2 separate regions of the Mus musculus genome follow, and region 2 is linked to region 1. A link is a loop called in an ENCODE intact Hi-C map of the cell type or tissue named here. Cell type or tissue: heart. All regions are shown on one strand.

Region 1 (2,500 bases):
GCACTTGAGAGGCACAGGCAGGCAGATTTCTGAGTTCGAGGCCAGCCTGGTCTACAGAGTGAGTTCCAGGACACTCTCGAACAAACAAACAAACAACAACAACAACAACAAAAACCCAAAAAAACCCAACAAACAAACAAACAAACCCAAACAACAACAACAACAACAACAACAACAAACCTTGTAAGAGGTCAGGCATCAATAGGGTTTTGGTGGACCCAGAAGGGCTCTGTTTCTCCCTTAGCATGTGGTTACAGGGCTAACATGGATGTGTTGTTAGGAGAGATACAGCCCTCCCAGCTGCTTAAATGGGAGAGGTTCTGATGCACAGCAAGGTTTCTCCCAATTCTAAGGCAAATTATCCTTTTTTTTTCTTAGCGTAGTTGGCTTCTTACCAGCTGTTGCGCTTGCAGATGAAGGCCTATTTATCCTGGATGACCTTTTATAAAATGATTTCTTAGAGCATTGGACAGGAAGAGATAGCAGGTGCTCAGAGTCCTATTTTCTTGCAAGGCAATCATATGATGACTCAGGTCGCTGATAAGGAGGTTAGCTAGCAAAGTCGAGGTGTCAAGGATAATATCAAACAAAGAATGTGGACAGCCGCTTACAGAAGAGCTGTTAGTCACTCTGGCCTTCTCTTGTTACTTCTCCAGGCCAACAAGCCCTAAGACAGCGCCTTAAATGGGTACAACTCTAAACTGTACTTCAAATGAAAGTTAAACCGATTATTATGAAGTTGAAAACAGGAAGAGGGAGGGTCAAAATTCTCTAGTGGGCAATGGAGTGAACAAATTTCACCTGTGTGTGCACTTTTACTATAAACCAACTCAGCTCCCAAAGACAGGGGTGTATCTCTCATTAAAGTGTCACTGACTCCTGAACAGCACAGAGGGCCATCTTTAGGTAGACACCGGCAAATCTCTCCAGTTCCCTCCCAACTGTGGGAGCCAAAGTGTCTGTCCATCCTGCTGGGATTTGAACCTCTGAACCTTGGTTTTACAGAGCCAGGAATAGTTTGCACGCTGTTACTTGGCTCATAGCCACTCTTACTCCCTTTCTTATTCCCTTGCCAGGACACAGCAGGCTACTTGTGGGAATTAAAAAAAAAATTAAAGCCAAGTGGAAAAGCAACACTAAACGCTCCAAGATCTTTCCAGAGACCCAAGTAACTACTGGCATTCTCATAAATGGACTATGTTTTTAAGGAAGTCATGGGCTTGGAGCTTTGAAAAGAAAGCAGCGTCCTCACAGTTAAGTGGGTAATGCCTACCCCGGAGCCTCCCAAAGGGCGCTCTGTGAGTCCATACAAGGCTCCTTTACAAGGCCACTGACTAAAACTGGGACTGTTTTCCAAACACAGCTGGCATATTGTAAATGCAAAGCTATAACCAGGGCAAATATTTGCTCGAGGGGCAACTCTGCACAGTATTTGAAGCCAAGGTTGTTGTCAGGAGCTGCACAGGTCTAAATGCTTTGCCAGCTTAGGAGTTGCGGTTCAACCGCCACATTTTCAGCTGTGTGGCAAATAATGGGGGCAACCCTTCACAGCTTGATCTGCAAACATGCTCTACCTGGGTGAGCATGGATTTGAGGTGGTGGTGGGTGGGGCTGTGTTTAGACTTGAATTCAGTGAGTGTTCCTGGGACCCCACCTTCCTCTAAACACTTCCAATTTTTTTCTTTAGGGAAATGACCATTCTCTCTCTCTCTCTCTCTCTCTCTCTCTCTCTCTCTCTCTCTCCTCTCCTCCCCCTTTTTTCCTCCTTCCCCACTCCCATTAGAAAATCTGTAACTGTGTGTTTGATCTAAATAGCTATGAACATTAGCTGAGAAACTTGCTTGCCCTTCTTCTCTGTTTTTGTCTTCTCAAGCTCAGATTCCAGTATAGGAAGCAGAGGAGGTGGATAAAACACAGCTCTACCCAGTGAGGGCACAACCCAAACCTTGCTATAGAGCAGATACAACTGTTTCTTGTGTGCCACCATGGGAGCATTTTTGTTTTCCGAGACAGGGTTTCTCTGTGTAGCCCTGGCTGTCCTGGAACTCACTCACTCACTCTGTAGATCAGGCTGGCCTCGAACTCAGGAATCCACCTGCCTCTGCCTCCCAAGTGCTGGGTTTAAAGGCGTGTGTCACCACACCCGGCCAATGGTAGCATTTTTGAGTTCTGGATTTTAGAAGATGACATCCTGGTGAGAAGAAAGGACTCGGAGGTCTCTCCAGTTGGGATGCCCCACTCGTACCTGACAGTCTCCACACATCTCAAAGAGCCTGCCATTCTTCCTTCCTCATGTCCTTTACTTTGAATGGCAGGTGTTTGTTTCTCCCTTGCTTGAAATTACTCTGCTCAAGCTGCATGTGTTCTTCCAATTTTCCTACTGCTGGGGACAGCAGTTCCAATAAATGCCCTCCACGACTCCCTGCTTAGCAACAGGATCAAGTCACCTCAAACCTTCCAGGATATCCCCTTCCTAGACCCAGCTGTCTTCTAAAAAAAT
Region 2 (2,500 bases), 83 kb before region 1:
TGTTCAGGTGTCACGCCATTAGGAAGGTTGAGAGCCACTGTTTCAGATGATGTCCCTGTGCCCCTAATGGTTGGGCAGAGGAAGAAATGAATGGAAACTGGGCATGTACAGAAGTTTACCCAGTGGGCTGACTGTAAAGGGAGAAAGGAGATGCCCACTGGTTTTTCCAAGGAGTTTCATTGTCGAGGAAGACAAGCCAATCCAGACTTAAATATTGTCACAGCAAAACCTTTCAACAGCCCTCAGGCCTCTGAACTCTGCAGGAGCCCGGAGTGCATTAAGCTCTGTCTGAACAACTGTTTAGGTTCCAAGAAGTTTGGTCTCCTAAATACAATTCTACACCTGGAGAACCTGGGCAAGAAAATTCTAGTGGTAGAGACCTGGAACTTCAGAGAACAAAGTGCCAGAGATGTCTTGCTGTCTTTCCGTAGAGAAGAACCTGTCTATGTGACATGTTTAACCCAGGACCAAAGGACTGCTATGAATTGACCCAACCCAATATTGTAAACTTACTTAAAACTATAAAACTCTGTGTGTGTGTGTATAAGACAGACAGACAGACAGACAGACAGACTGGGTCTCATGTACTCAGACTTACAAGTATATTAAAGATGACCTTGAACTCTCCTGCCTCCTGCCACCTGAGTGCTGAGATTATAGGCAGGTGCCAACACGCCTAGTTTATGCAGCGCTGAGGATCAATCCCAGGGCTCCCTGGATACTAAGCAAACAAGTACTCTACCAACTGAGCTATGTGCCCGACCCTTAAGTGAATCTTGAGTTTGACTTGGAAGAAACGGAAATAACACATGAGAAGAGTAATCTTTGGCATAGTTATCAAAATCCTTGCCTCCCTGTGTGGTTTGTTTAGAAAAATATTATGCAGCGAGAATTGCCTGGATAAAGTCATAATGTGTAATTCAGTTTGGGAAATACCACAATCAGCTGTCAGTCTGTGGCTCCTTGGGTCATCTCGAGACCGGTGGCCAGATCTGCCTTTCAGATATGCTCTTATTAACGTGAATTTGTGGCATTCCTCCTGTCTTGAGTCTAATTCTCTCTGACAGTCCCCAGCCCCTGCCAAGTCAAAAGTACTGTTCCCTTGGACCAGGCCTGAGAATTCAGCCACCACAGCCCTCCACTCTTGCTAAGGCACGGTGGCAGCCTCCACCATCAACCGTTGTTACTTGCCACTCATTCAGTCGGTACCTGCTACAGACAGACATTTGAAATTGTGTTCTAAAAGCCTAATTATACCAGCTAATTATTTTTTATTAAAAATAAATAAATAAAAATTATTTTGAGGTGGCGTGCATGCTATTACTAGGTGTGGTGGTCAGAGAACAACAGTAGGGGTTGGTTCCCTCCTGCTGTGTGGGAATAGAGTTTATTACTCAGGTCATCGGGCTTGGCAGCGAGAACCTTTGCCCAACTGAGTCATCTCATCAGCCCTAATAGCTGCTCCTTAAAATTTTGCGGCTGAATCATATAATGGTTCATATGATTTGACCTCTTAAAGAAGAAAACTTAGATCCTGTTGTGACTATCGGCGGGCTTTGGTCTAAGCACTTGAAGCTGAGCAGGACTGGATGCTCAGAAGGCAAGGTTGGGAAAGCAGAGGAGGGAGACTTACAGGATCCACAGACGGAGATATCAGAAGGCAATGGCCTGTGATCCCAAAAACAAATCCGAACTCTGAGGTTCTTATGGTAGCGCCTACATGCAGGTGACTACTCCCAAAGCTAATGGCCTGGAGACTGTGCTCTAGGCTGGGCAGAGGACAGGATGGGATTGGATGAGCCAGTACAGCACAGATCCGGGAAGTGGGGCTGCGTGGGTGCCTAGGAAAGTGTGTGATTTGTAAGGCTCTTCGCGGCCAGCACACAGGGACACACAACAGGATCAAAGGACTAAGAATAGGAGAGCTACCGAGCTCCACCCTGTCCTCTGCCTTGAAAAGGGACAAGGACTCTCAGAGGGGTAGCATCTCTTATGCATGCTCATGTGCTCACAGGCAGCCCTAAACCAACTCGGATTAAAGAGAAGCTTTGAAGAGAGGAGAAGCACGCGTTAAAGAGAAGCGTTGAAGAGAGGAGAAGCACAGGCTCACTTGTTCCTTCCTCCACTGCCTTATTTTAGTTCTGGATAGCTTTTAGGTACTTGGTCAGCAATGTGGGTATGGCTTGGTACTCCTGTCAAACAACTTTTTGTCGATGACATGTGATAGCAGTTGTAAATTATGAGACCAGGGGACATGGAGGGGCGATGGGATCCTTGGGGCCTGGGTGTTGGATATTGAGAATCATAGAGAGCTTCTGAAAGAGGCCATGAGTGGAAAGATGACGGGGGAAACTAAGCAGAAGGGGACATTGTCTGTGGCAGAGTAGAGGAGGGTGGGGTAGCGTGAACACAGGCCTGCACACGGACTTGGCCTGAGAAGGAAATGCCCCCTGGGGGAGGATTTGGGAGTGTGAGAGCAAGGTCTCAAAATCAAGTTCCG

Evidence for each region. Hi-C counts contacts between places; a loop is a spot of excess contacts. Peaks named below come from ENCODE experiments on the same cell type or tissue, not always from the same donor. Only the 100,000 strongest peaks of a DNase experiment are listed, where the experiment ranks them.
Region 2: it touches region 1 in a loop (2.4-fold over the local background); 2 of 42 quality-filtered maps call a loop at or near these places.

Annotation. Positions count from the first base shown.
Region 1 is chr14:76,594,164-76,596,663 of GRCm38, forward strand. No RefSeq gene overlaps it. Among named protein-coding and RNA genes, the nearest start is that of Serp2, 39 kb to the left of the region's middle. In heart, no CTCF peak of the experiment used is centred here; a DNase peak (open chromatin) is centred at 1,018.
Region 2 is chr14:76,511,158-76,513,657 of GRCm38, forward strand. No RefSeq gene overlaps it. Among named protein-coding and RNA genes, the nearest start is that of 4930444M15Rik, 8.4 kb to the right of the region's middle. In heart, no CTCF peak of the experiment used is centred here; no DNase peak of the experiment used is centred here; H3K27ac peaks cover 940 bases.